3 separate regions of the Homo sapiens genome follow, and all the other regions are linked to region 2. A link is a loop called in an ENCODE intact Hi-C map of the cell type or tissue named here. Cell type or tissue: endothelial cell of umbilical vein. All regions are shown on one strand. Region 1 has its middle 130 kb from the start of MGMT. Region 2 has its middle 4.6 kb from the start of EBF3. Region 3 has its middle 280 kb from the start of LINC02667.

The links. Hi-C counts contacts between places; a loop is a spot of excess contacts. Peaks named below come from ENCODE experiments on the same cell type or tissue, not always from the same donor. Only the 100,000 strongest peaks of a DNase experiment are listed, where the experiment ranks them.
Region 1: a loop joins it to region 2, with 6 times the contacts of the local background. A loop is called at or near these places in 2 of 110 quality-filtered maps.
Region 3: a loop joins it to region 2, with 8 times the contacts of the local background. A loop is called at or near these places in 15 of 110 quality-filtered maps.

What each region holds. Positions count from the first base shown.
Region 1 is chr10:129,331,472-129,333,971 of GRCh38, reverse strand. No RefSeq gene overlaps it. Among named protein-coding and RNA genes, the nearest start is that of MGMT, 130 kb to the left of the region's middle. In endothelial cell of umbilical vein, a CTCF peak has its summit at 1,314 (motif pointing right); a DNase peak (open chromatin) is centred at 1,331.
Region 2 is chr10:129,967,657-129,970,156 of GRCh38, reverse strand. No RefSeq gene overlaps it. Among named protein-coding and RNA genes, the nearest start is that of EBF3, 4.6 kb to the right of the region's middle. RefSeq lists an enhancer at 1,267-1,886. In endothelial cell of umbilical vein, CTCF peaks have their summits at 903 and 1,105; no DNase peak of the experiment used is centred here; H3K27me3 peaks cover 2,415 bases.
Region 3 is chr10:128,630,641-128,633,140 of GRCh38, reverse strand. No RefSeq gene overlaps it. Among named protein-coding and RNA genes, the nearest start is that of LINC02667, 280 kb to the left of the region's middle. In endothelial cell of umbilical vein, CTCF peaks have their summits at 939 and 1,164; no DNase peak of the experiment used is centred here.

The DNA of each region.
Region 1 (2,500 bases), 640 kb after region 2:
TGGGAGGAGGAAGAAGTGGTAACGGGTTATTACAGGTTTTACTTTTACCTCTAGTTGATTTATTGGCCGACTCTTGTGGTATGAAATGAGGGCACTGCAGATGTGAGGGTGTCTCCTTTTGGAGAGAACAATTCCTGTGTGTGCGCGTGACCGTGTGTTTTCTAGAACGCAGGCTCAGGATTTCAGGGACTAAGCCAAAAAGACTCAGAGTAGAATTTTAGTGAAAATGCCTACAGTTATGGAAACAAAACAGCAAAAAGAGGCCCTTCTAACTCAGATAGATATCACTCAGCACCTAAGAGTGACAGCTAATCAATTCTTTTATCACCCTCCTAGAAGGAGAAAATCCTAATTTAACAGAGTGTTGATAGAAAATAATTATTCACTAGAAACATATTTGACAGTGACTCATTTGTTCTTATTTTAAATATACAGAAACATACCTTATTTCTTAAAACCTGTTGTCAGCTTCCTGGTTTCCTTTTTGCAACATTTAGGAATTAGTTTTATTACAAGCTACAATTTAACCTAAATCATTACAGCAGCAACACTTTCCTTTTTGCCATCTGAAAGCACTGCTCCAAAACACAGCAACCTTGGTTGGACATGTTGAAGATATCCTTGGCCATACTCTTGAATTCATATTTTAAAAATAAGGACTTCGTGCATTGAATACTTTTGTTGATGAAAAGCCATTTTACATATCTGAGTTTGAATAGATATATTGAATTCATAGTTGCACTCACTAGAGAAGAAGTAGCATATGGTATAAGCACTCTACTTTGATCTCAAAGAATCTGCAAAAACTCCATTTTTTTTCAGTTCGTGGAAATACATTTCACTGTCTTACATTCTTATATATATTTATATATTTACTTATTGAGGTTAATTGACAAATGCTTTGTATGAAATACAGCTGCAAATCATAATTGAGAGCAAAACGTTTATTAATGCTTCTAGGTAATCTGAGTGACGAATCTCTACTAATGTTTCTGACTGTGGTTATTTTTGTTGGTTATTAAAAAGTGGAGTTCTTCTTTTTCATTTTCCCTGTGTGATGGAAGTGTTGGCAAATAGACATACATTGCATTTTCACTAATCTGCTCATCAAGTTTGAGGCTAGAAGTGTATTAAACGAATTGTCCACTTCTTCGGATTTTAATTGCTATGATAGCTTTTTATCTCTTCTTCTTTCAGGTGAAAAACAATTCCTAGTTGCAAAAGGTGCCCTACGTATTGCTTCCTGGTCTTTGTCCCCTCTTCCCCCCACCCCCAATTTCAGGAGTGGGCGGGGACAGAGAGCAGTGCTGTTTGCCACAAGATGGCGCTCTGTAGATAACGTTTTCTGAGTTTTGCCAAATAAGAATGTAATTCTCCTGGACAACTGGGGTGGCATGAAGTAGTCCACTATTCCCCAAGTCTTTCTTATGGATGGCCTCTGTCTGGGGCTCCTGGTTGTACTGGTGAATGTTCCCAAACATGAATGCATCCAAAATACATCCTGGGTGGATCTCAAGCTTTAACGACGCCGCAGACGCAGCTGCTTTACATGGTTTGATAAACATTTTCACCTTGAAACCTTGCTGCTTCTGGAAAGTTTAATCAGTGGCAGGCAGAAATGAGCTTTTTCTAATGACTGACTTATCCTTGCTCTTGGTTGAATACTTGAGAGCAAGAACGATGTTCCTTCGAACAAGTTTTGCTGGGAATGACATACTTGGAGTCCAAAAAGGAGGTGGCTTGATGAGCTTGGATGTTGGTCATTCGATGGTCCCCTGCTCTTCCTTCCATAGCCATCTGCGGTCCACGCAGCATCCTGTGCCCGAGCATCCCCCGCACCCCCATAGCTGAAGCAAAGGAGTGGTCAGGTGCCAGGTCCAGGCACGTGTTGCCTAGCAACATGTTGGGGCCTGGAGAAGCTGACATCACCTTGGAAGAGAGCAGCTTCACGCCCACCAACGAGGGGAGTAAATTCGTTAACAAGGCTAGGACCAGGCAGGCGGCCTGGTGCTGTGCTTCTGGACGGGGCCTCTCGGAGCTGGAGAGAGAAGCCTCACTCCTCATCCCTCTTTATGAGGGCAAGAGAGGGGGAAGCCTTCCACGGTGCCTTGTTGCTATCCCTCAGGGGTAAATTTTTAGCTGCAGAATTTATGAGTTGCACATTTATTTGATTTGGCTTTTGGTTAATTTTTTTTCTCCTCTTGTCAACCTGACAATATGAGGGCAGACGGATGCAGTCCCTGTAGAAGAGGCAGTAAACGGTGCTCTTGGAGGCTGCTTTATAGAGGCCTTCTAGACTGCGATCCCTCGGCCCTCCCCCCCGCCGTCCCTCTCCTTCCTTCCTCCCTTCTCCTCTCATTGCCAGTTCAGCAAGGCTCACGCGACCAGAACACTCCACTCTAAATAAATAAATCCTGAAATAAATATGGGTGTGAGTCTCATTAACATTACCTGTCAAATCCCTAAGCATAGAACCCCCAAATGGCCCCCTGGGTCTCCC
Region 2 (2,500 bases):
GAGGATTGAATTTTATTAGGACATCTGGACTGACAATATCAAATCAGACACCAGTGTCCCAAAGCATGCTAAAATTTCAGAGTTAATTAGAACGCAGTGTGTTTAATTAAAGCCAATTATAATATTTGAAATTATCTGATCGATCCGTGTTTGTACAGTTTGGGTCTGTTTAGGTGTTGATTGGCGCACTTTGCGCGTGGTTCGATCTCGGAACTTCTCTGGGGAAAGTTTGCTTTGTAAACTGGCGGGGGCGGGCCGGCGCGGAATCGGCGTCTCCCGCGCCCGCTCGGGCGCATCCAGCAGGACTGATTTTCCGGGCGCCGCCGAACGCAGCTCGAGAAATCCCAGCTCGTTGCTAAACCGATGGGCCTTTTAGGGTCCGAGGGACGTCGCCACGCACCAGCTGTCTTTTCCAGCTCGGCTGCTCCTCCGGAGTATCTTTACAGACAGGCAACCTTTCGGGTTGCCGGGTGCGTTGGGAGAAGCCCAAGTTCGCCAGTGTTTGATTTGGGGGTTTCGCTCAAGTAGAAGAGCCCCCAGAGCTGACTCGTGGGGTCGGCCAAAGTGACCGAAGGAATCCGAGAAAAGTTAGGAAAAGGAAACAATAATTAACTGTTTCCCTTATAATTTAGCACGCTGCAGGAGCCGAGGCACACCCCGGCGTTTTCGCCCCGCTTGGAGCGCCCATGGTTTTCCAGGGAGAAGGTTGAGCGAGTTCCAGGTCAGGTCCGTCGCCCCGCTGCGGGGCCGGGCACTTAGAGCGCAGGTTTCTCTCCAGCAAGGACGTTCGCATGGCGCTTGGTACCTAGGCCTTCTGCCCAGTGCCGGGCTTGGTCCGACCCTTGCTCACGCAGGTGGGCGGCAATTAGGACTAGGCGGCGTGTGGCGGTTTCCGCGCGCCCCTGGGGTCACGGCGTCAGCTAGGACTAGGTGCTCCGGTCGCGCAGGAGCCGGGGCCCAGCTGCTGGGGCCGGCAGGACCCGGGGCGGACACCTGCCCCGGGGTGGGTGGGAGCCCAGGCTGTTCTGCTCCCGGCTCCCGGCTGCGCAGCGGCACTCCACTCTCCCCACCCCAGGAGGCGCTGTTTGTCAAACTTGGCCGCCTTGGCAGGAGGCGCCTGCACGTTCTCACTTGGAAGCTGAGCCTTCCCTGGTACTGGGGGTCGGGCTTCAGCAATCTTAGCCGTACAGAATAAATATTAGAGGGAGGAGGCAATGCAGAGAACAGGGGTCTGGGACCCTTCAGTTTTTGCTTTTTACCCGTGAACCCAACAGGGCATCCTTCCTCCAGCGCAGGGAGGAGGCGCCCGTTGGTTTGCCCCATGTGCCAGGGGGAGTTGCCCAGTAACTTGCCTCAGAGGGCAGGCGGGGTGCGCGGCCTGTCTTGGGCTCTGCCGCCAGATGCCGCCTGAGGCCCCCGCGGCTAGCATCTCCGCGCCGAGAGGGCGAAGGCGCCCTCTCTGGTCCTGAGTAACCCACCCAAACCTGGCCGGGCTCCCTTTGTGCGCGACTGAGGTTGGGATGGCCCTTACTTCTCGGTTTTCCCCGGCCCACGGACGAGCGTGACCCCGTGGCGCAAGACGAACTTGGAGCGCTCTCAGAGGCCGCGTCACCACCCGTGGTGGGCAGGCTTTGCCAGTGCGTGCTGTTTCCACCCTATCCCGCAGTTCCCGGGATTTTCTAGGTGCGTCTCTCCTGGCCCCTCTGACCTCCTTCCCACTGGGGCCCAGGGTCAGTTTGGCTCTCTCTTTTCCTGTTCTTTCCCCGGCCCCTGCCTGTGCTTGGCGCCCGATTCTGACCCCAGGCTTGAGCAGGGCTAGAGGCCCGGAGGCCGGCACGGTCTGAGCGTGACCCCCGGGCGCGGAGGACGTTGGGGCGGGCCGCGCCTGCAGCTCAGCACTGGCGGCGGGCACACGAACTGGCGGCTTTTCGTGCATTGGCTTTCACCCTTTCCCGAAGGCTCCAAGTGACATGGCCAGGCAGCTTGGGCCTGTGGCCATGGGCCCTCCGATGGTGCGGCGTCGGGTCGAGCCCGCGCACCCCCTGATACTCCAGGGGACTTGGCCTCCAGGAACTCTCGGCCCAGGCTTCTCAACGCCGGAAATGCAGTTTATTACTCTTTGGAAGGATGTTAGGGAGGTAGGCGGGTGCCCTGGGCTAAGCCTCGATCAAGAAGGGGGCATTCGCCCGGTGCCCTGGGCGCTGGGCCCTGGGCCCGTGCAGACACCGCGGCAGGCCTCGCGCCCTGGGATTCCAACTTGGCCGAAGTTTCTGGGTGGGGGTGGCTTGGAGTCCGGTACCAGCCCAGGTCCCCGTCTCTGGGCCTTGCACCAGGCACCAGTGGAGGATCTGAGACTGAGGAGGGGTAAGGGGAAAGTTTCCTCTCTACGCGCGCCGAACAGCCCCCTTCACGGGTGGGTAGTGGGTACCGGCGGAGGACGCTGGCACGCGCGGTGGCTCGGGCACTGAGTGGCTGGGCAAGGAGGCCAGGGTGAGCCTAG
Region 3 (2,500 bases), 1.3 Mb after region 2:
CCAGTTTATATTTTCACCTATAGAGTATAAGAGCACCGCTGTTTCCTCATCCTTGCCCACATGTATATGGTCAATTACATTCATGGCCTCAATTTGTTCCCTTCCCTGGGCCACGTCCTTGGTTAGGTGACTTTGCAGAGTCCCTCCTTCTACTGGTTGAGGTTTCACTGCAGACTTGCTTCGGCATACTGGGGCAAGCCTTCAACAGCAATGAACCCAGCACGGTCCCTCCGGGCGGGAGAGCCCCAGGCCCCTGCACATGCTGCTGATGGAGCAGGATCCAGGTAGACACCCTGGGACAATCAGAGAGACCTGCTGAGTTCCCCTCAGGTCCCATTCTGCTGGCAACTGACATTTCCGCCAGGTGGTCCCCTGTCCTAAGTGGAGTCCCCAGGCCTGGAACTCTCCTGCTTTCCTTTGGCCACCTGCCGAAAACCAGACCCCAGCCACCTGCTTATTCTCCCCACTTAAATGGACTCGCTGTCCAGCACCTTTGCTCTGCCTCTTAGAGCAGCATCAGGCAGATGGCAGAGACAGCCAGGAGCCCATGGTCACGGCTCATCCGATGGAAACATGGGTTCTAGCTTGGGACTACGGCTCCCTTTTGGCCTCCCTCCCGTTTCTCCAGGCCATATTTCAGAGGAGAGCAGAGCCTGAGGAGCCAGCACCTCCTCCCTGTCCCTCCCCTGCCCACTCCTGCATCTGCTTTCCTTCTACCTGCTCCGCACCCTCCCTGGGCCCTTAGCTGGACTTGGATGCCAGCCAGAGTTTGGATGTCTGGCACCCCGGGCTGGGAGGAGGGGGAGGCCAGGGAGCACCTAGGGCCTATAATTTCAGCAGGCACTCACTCCCAACCTCCTTAAATTTTGCAACCTAGGCACCTCACTGCCTGCACCCTAGTCCTGACCTTGCTGATGTGCAAAATGTATTTTTAAACGTCCTCCACTTTTCCGTGTTTCTCTGAAACCCTCTGATGCCCACAGAAGTTTTCTTGTCATTCGCCGCAATCGTAGATGCACCGAGACCAGCCTTTCGAAACAGGAGCAAGGACTGTCTGTGCAAAAATATTTTACCCTCAGTACCAAACATAGCTAACTGCAAATTAGTTACGAAAGGGAGAAAACCCTGAAATTATTTTCTGCGTTTAGTAACTCAAAAACAGTAATAAGAAAACTCCCCCTACAGACGCTTTGTGGTTACTGCAAAGTAAACAGATAAATGTCCTGCAAAATATTTGCTCATCTATCAAGACCATCTAGTGTTTTCATTCGACTTCTTAAAAACAAAGCCCCTTCATTATGGCATCCAGCAACTCCGTTTCCCTGGGGAGATGAATAAGGCAGCAGAAGCACCTCTCCCTTCCCCAGTCCCTCTGGCCACGGCTGCCGAATTCAACAGCAACGCTAAAGGGGCTTTTTTTTTTGCAAAGAGCTGAAAATTATCCAGTACATTTTTATTCTCATTCTCATAAATTCACTAAGTAGAAGAACAAATTTTAATAGGGAAATATTTGATTCCTCCCAACTTGAAGATGAGGAGTGAAACACTGTGAAATGCCACATAAAAATCAGGTGTCGCCAAGTCCTCGTCGACCTTGGGAACCAACACATAATCGATAAACAAGTAAAAGGACCATCGCTTGGCTGGAATCCAAAACCGAACTTCTTACCTCTCTTTTTCCCAGAGCTGCTCTACTCTTGTCATCACCTTAAAATTCTGACACCAGCTTGTGTTTTAAGCAATGGTTGTTTAAATATTAGGTTCCAAATTAGAAGAAAAGCCTGCCAGAAAATAACTTCAAATTAAATAAAATGATGTTTTATGGGAATCCCTCCCAGCCTTGCCCAGGTAAGAAATGCACCCTCTCCACTGTTGTCCTGGGAACCATACATGAATTCAGCTGTCTGGTTATGGCTCTGGGTAGAACAGGAAGTCCATGCTGTGGCTATCCCACGGGGTATAGGAGGTGGGTGGAGGGGTAACCTCCCCATCACAAAAGAGTATTGTTTCCTTCTGGTATGCTTGTTACTTTACAATTACGTATATTATGAGCCCGAAGGTTGAAAGAGCTCTTGCTTTTTGTTAACGTGTTCTCAAACCACTAATTATTTCCTCCTGTCTTGAGGTGCTAAATACATAAACACATGGAGCCCTCAGCTTAAAAAATTAGGGCTTGGCTTTTCTTCCAGATGAATCAGCGTGAAGGATGATTCCTTCAGTCTCCATCCTACACACACTATGACCACACGCTAAACCATGCAGCAGAGAGAACAGAACCCCGCCGGGCTGGGCTGCCAGGTTGCTAGTGTCAGAAGTTCTGAGCACACACCGAGGCCGCGTGGAGACCCGCTCTCTCCTTAGAGTAGTTCACGGGGAGTGTATTAATCTGTTCTCATGCAGCTAATGAAGATATACTTGAGACTGAGTAATTTATAAAGGAAAGAGGTTTAATTGACTCACAGTTCAGCAGGGCTACGGAAGCCTCAGGAAACTTACAATC